Linked DNA regions of Homo sapiens: region 1 is linked to region 2. A link is a loop called in an ENCODE intact Hi-C map of the cell type or tissue named here. Cell type or tissue: dorsolateral prefrontal cortex. All regions are shown on one strand. Each heading gives the region's core, and the rest is flanking DNA. Links, peaks and the distances in the headings are about the cores only.

Region 1 (2,806 bases), core at 92-2,591, 53 kb before region 2:
TCTGACCTAACCAACTCCATTTCGCTTTTTTTTTTTTTTTTTTCTCTGAGACGAAATCTGGCTCTGTCACCCAGGCTAGAGTACAGTGGCACAATCTCAGCTCACTGCAAACTCCGCCTCCCGGGATCAAGCGATTCTCCGGCCTCAGCTTCCTGAGTAGCTGGGACTACAGGCACCCTCCATCACACCTGGCTAATTTTTGTATTTTCAGTACAGACGAGGTTTCACCATGTTGGCCAGGCTGGCCTCGAATTCCTGACCTCAGGTTATCCACCTACCTCGGCCTCCCAAAGTGCTGGGATTACAGGCATGAGCCACTGTGCTGGGATTACAGGCATGAGCCACTGTGCCTGGCTTCCATTTCCCATCTAACCTCTAAGCTACTTTTGTTCATTCCTGGGCTTAGACTGAACTAACTTTAGGAGGAATTTACTGTTTAACTTTGAAACAAAGATGATGACAGCTGCTACCGGAAACAAGCCCCCTCCTTGCCTGGGGACCAGTCTGCCTTTGTAAAACTAACAAATTAGCCACAAGATTGTAAATTATGGCTTGGGAGTCATGCAACCAGAGGCCATCAGCTTCCTAACCTCCCCAACTTCTCCTAGGGGTAACATCACTATTGTAAAACCTAAGAGGTTTGAGGTATTTTTCAGACCCTGCATTCCAGTGGATCAGCTGATGCCACCCAGAATGGTAAACTGGTTCATCTGTTCTTGTGGCCCCTGCCCAGGAACACACTCAGTGCAAGAGGACAGCTTAAACTCTCTATGATTTCATCTCGGACCCAACCAATGAGCTCTCCCATTCCCTGGCCTCTGCCTGCCAAACTATCCTTAAAAAACCCTACCCTCAGAATTGTAGGGGAAACTGATTTGAGTAATAATAAAACTCCTGCCTCCCATTTAGCCAGCTCGACTTGCAGTAAACCCTTTCTCTATTGCTATTCCCCTGTCTGGAAAACTCAGCTTTCTCTCTGCAGCAAGCAAAATGAACCCATTGGGTGGCTATAGGAGCAGAGATTATTTTTCAAAAGTATGTATATGTGTGAAATATTGTTAAGAATTTGTGACAATTATAAATCAATTGCTCACCCCCTAGTGAATTAACTTGGTAAATTTAATTTTTTAATAATATATATGACATACATCTAATGTTGTCTAATGGTAAAATATTTTTAATGCTACAATTTTAAACTATGCTTGTAAATTTGTTTAAGCAAAAAGCAAAGGAAAAACTGTTTCCTTTCAAATATTTATAATGTATGCTAACAATATTGCCAGGCTAAGGGAGTGTTTGGCTTTTGAATGTTCATTAATATTTAAATCTTTCCAAGGAACTGGAGAACTAGAGACAAAGTTAAAGTTAACACAAAGGGGGGAGGGGTGTGTGAAATTATGTGCCAGATGCTAGAAAAATCCTTGTGATGTGGCTTTTGTGTTCATGAAATAAGGTTTGGGGTGTGTGGCTTTTGAGTAACAGTCTTAAATAAAAACATAATAAAAGAGACACAATTTAGCAAATTGCGCTGGAAAGAGGAGAAACGAGGTGAGATTTTGCTCAGAAACGGCCCCTCCCCCGCCTCTCAGAAGGTTTTTAGCTCTGAGCAGCTTCCCGGAGGACACACGGTTGTCATGGAGACAGGCAGGGCCTCCTCCTCTCTGCTTGGAGCCGAAACAGCAGGGCTGGTTGGGAGCGAGCACCGAAACACAATGGTGAGCCCTTCTGCTGCAGGCAGTGGACACCAAGCAATGACCTAGTGCACTGAAAAAGAGAAAATGTAAAAATACAAACAGCCCCATGCACGCTCTCCGCCACACACAAACCCCAACATAATGTTATTGGAGACAATAAGGAAACTCTTCAGTCACCGATGTACTTAGCTAACATTTAAGTGGATCAAATAGCTGTTTACAGAAAAGCCATTTATTTCTTTCAAGAGCCAATAAAAGCAAAGCTACTACTCCTCCAATATAATTCAATCTTTTGATATAACAAATATTAGTAATAAGAATAAACAACATTATTACAAGAATGCTTGTTGAATTCCTTAAGGTAGTTATGTACTGTAGTTACTGGAATCTTTCAGTCATTAAATGCCAGTAATGTGTACAGAAAGATAAGACCCAGCTATCAGATTTCTTAAAATTAAGAATGACTAAGACAAACACAAATAGAAATAGGTAATCTATTGGTGCTTACAGAGAACATTTCCTATTTATAAATATGCCCCATTTATAGTATAAAAGAGAACAAATTAATTCAATTAGAATTTGGAAAGTAATTAAAAGTGAAAATGCGAGCCAGATATATTTAACACTATTCTATATATAATATTTTGTCTGGATGAGTATAAATAATATTTCTTCCTTTATTGTGTAGTCTTATTAAATTCAAAGCACAGCTACTTTGTCTAGAAAATCTGTGGTGACATCTTCGATTTATGTTGACATCTTGTATCCTTCAGCAGAGAATGAAAACAAGAAAAGGAGTATGTAAATGCAAAAGGTTTGTATAATTAATCAAATAGTAAATTTGCATCTAAACTCCTTTTATTATTTAATTACTGTGGGCTACCACCCTTAAAAAATTCCAAAAGAAAATTAACATAATCACACTCAAGGATATATTTTTAAGTCCTTATACAAAAATGCCATTTGAATTTCATTCAGTAAACATAAACTATATACAACACTAAAGTTACCAATGTTTTTTTAAAAAATAGATGATGGATAAATATAGATGAAATTTTTGCCCTTTAAATACCAAAACAGGTATGTATTCACAGAAGACATTTATTCCCCTA
Region 2 (2,806 bases), core at 30-2,529:
AAGCTAAATATACCTACTTCCTTTAAAAGTAAGCTTAAAAAACCAACTTGTATTTCATACAAAATATAGAAGAAAATTTCCATTTTTGAGCTAACTTTTCCAGACTGCCCTTCAAATATGCCAATCCTTTCTTTTTTAAAAAATTCTTTTCCATGCCTTCGAGATTGTAGTCACTAAGTAGTCTCACAGCTTCATACTCACACTTCTATAGACAATTTGCAAATGGCTTCTCAGCCTCTTATACATTCAACAAACTTTGAATGTCTCCTCACAATTTGAAAATAAAAAGATATTTCCTTCTGTCCTGAAACCTGCTTCCATCCTGATTTTCCTATATTCTCTATAGTCTCATCATTTTTCCAGGCTTACCACTCAAAAGTTATTTTCTAATCTTTTTTTCTCTTTCCTCCATATTCACTTTCCAGCTAGTCAATGCTGGGAACCTTGCCATGAATTTACAATACATTGGAGGTTCCTGGAAAAGTAGAGGCTTAATACAGATTTACAGCATGTGTGACTTGATGGATGAATGCAAAGGAACAGAGAGATATTTCATAAGTAATCATAACTTTGAACAAAGGCTAAGAGGGTAAGTGTGCTATAACAGCGAAATGGAATCTAATTCAGGGCAAGAGTACAAAAAGGATAGGCTTCCATGATGAAGTGATTTTAGACCAATGTCTATAAGACAAGAAATTGGTAACTAATAAAAAGGAAGAGGAAAGCATTCCAGGCAGAGGGAATGGTCTGTTCTAAAATGCTGAGGTAAGAAGGAACTTGACATTATCATAAAACTGCCATATGGGCAGGGAGCATAAAGAATTGGCCAGAGTGGAGTGCTAGACAAAGTTTTTCTTTCCCTTGTTAAAATATTTATAATTTGTTCTGTTTCATTCTTAATTGAATTTGAATGTCTTGTAACAGGAAATACATATACCACAGGCCTCATCATATTCTATAGTTTTATGAGCAGGTGGATCATTCGTTCATGCAAACTGCCTGTTTCCATAAGTATTCAAGGTTAAAATTATGTCTTAGGGTCCAAGTGATGAGATTTTATCCTAACAGCAAAGAAAGCCATGGAAGAGTTTTAACAGGGAAGTGACACATTCTGATTTGAGTTTATAAAATACAGTAAAATTCTTTCCGAACACAGTAGGTGTAGTCCAGAATTTTTCACTACCATTAAATGTAGTGTTTGGTTATGGTGAGGTTAACTAAGTGACCTGGATGAGCCTACAAGAACAACAGGTTGTGAGTTATGGGAGTCCAGAAGAGCTGTCCAAATTCCTGCCAGTCAGGGTCTGCGTGCTGGCTTCAGCCTGGCGCCACCTAGTGGCAACTGTTCATTCCAGGTTAAATATTGGTAGATTGGTAGGGATGATTCTGGGCTCTGTGGCTGGGATTTCCAAGATCATAGTAGCAATACTGGGGATCTCTTGTTTTGTTGGTACTATGTAGGGAAATTGGACTGGAAGAACACTGGTGGAATAGAACTTCCTCATCCATTTCCCAAGACAGAAATTTCTGAAGTTTCCTCAATGGGGCTTGCCTTCCCCTCTTTGCCCCCCTACCCTCAATCTCCCAGCAAAGCATAAGAACTTTAGTTCACTCCTATCTGGAAATGGGAAAAGGATGGGAAATAGCAACTAGTCACAAATCAAATTATATCCAAGTTATCTTAATTACTGGTGGTGTTATGGTCTTTTAAGGTAACAGTGCAGCTGTCATGAAGAACATGGATTGTAGGTGGAAGAGAGGCTGTTTAGTTAGCAAAGCATTAGGAAGCAATCGCAATAGCTCAAATGAGAAATGGAAGTCTTTTTAGACTAAGGTGGTAGCAGCAGAAATGAGTTTAAGATCCAGTTTTAAGATATTTAGGAAGCAAACCCAGCTTCATTCTGTGATTGATTGGAAATTGGGGAATAGAGAAGGAAAGTGTTGAGGAAGATCCGTGATTGCCCAGGTTTCTAACATGAAAAAATAGGCAGGTGGTGGTTTTGTTGGTTGAAATAGTTGAGAGGAAGAAACTTTGAGGAAAAAAATCATGAGCTCAGTTGTTTTGAGCATGTTGCATGTGAAGTCCTATAAGATGTTGTATATTCATTGGTTAAACAAATGGATGTGCATATCTAGAGCTGAAACACAGTGATGTGGCTGGAGATGCAAATTTGTTACCTATGGCTAAAGAGATGGTAGCTAAAGTGGTTATATAAAGATGGATTTGGGGGAAAATAGGGTTGATTAAGAAAAAAAGCATGACTAGGACTCAAGAATGAGGAAAATGAAGAGAACATAGTATTATAGAAGTCAGAAGAAGAAAGTTTCTAAACAGAATGGGTAGCAAACTGTACTGAAAGCCATTCAAAGGTCAGGCAAGTCAGGATAGAACCATCTGACTTATTGATCTGGACAGCATTGGTGACCTTAGCAGGCATAGTTGTGTGGAGGAAGTGAAAGTAAAAACCAGAACAGAGTAATTTTCTGATTTATTTAAAAAACCATCATTCTCAGCAAACTAACACAAGAAGAGAAAACCAAACACTGCATGTTCTCACTCATAAGTGGGAGTTGAACAGTGAGAACACATGGACACAGGAAGGGGAACATCACACACTGGGGCCTGTCAGGGGGTGGGGGGGTTAGGGGAGGGATAGCATTAGGAGAAGTAATACCTAATGCAGATGACAGGTTGATGGATGCAGCAAACCACCATGGCACATGTATACCTATGTAACAAGCCTGCACATTCTGCACATGTATCCCAGAACCTAAAGTATAATTAAAAAAAGGTAAAAAAAATCAT

The links. Peaks named below come from ENCODE experiments on the same cell type or tissue, not always from the same donor. Only the 100,000 strongest peaks of a DNase experiment are listed, where the experiment ranks them.
Region 1: a loop joins it to region 2, with 2.9 times the contacts of the local background. A loop is called at or near these places in 2 of 110 quality-filtered maps.

The regions. Positions count from the first base shown.
Region 1 is chr2:165,067,090-165,069,895 of GRCh38, reverse strand. No RefSeq gene overlaps it. Among named protein-coding and RNA genes, the nearest start is that of SLC38A11, 110 kb to the right of the region's middle. RefSeq lists an enhancer at 1-57. In dorsolateral prefrontal cortex, for the core only: no CTCF peak of the experiment used is centred there; a DNase peak (open chromatin) is centred at 1,635; H3K4me3 peaks cover 909 bases; H3K27ac peaks cover 1,178 bases.
Region 2 is chr2:165,013,751-165,016,556 of GRCh38, reverse strand. No RefSeq gene overlaps it. Among named protein-coding and RNA genes, the nearest start is that of SLC38A11, 60 kb to the right of the region's middle. In dorsolateral prefrontal cortex, for the core only: a CTCF peak has its summit at 1,327 (motif pointing left); a DNase peak (open chromatin) is centred at 1,326; H3K27ac peaks cover 338 bases.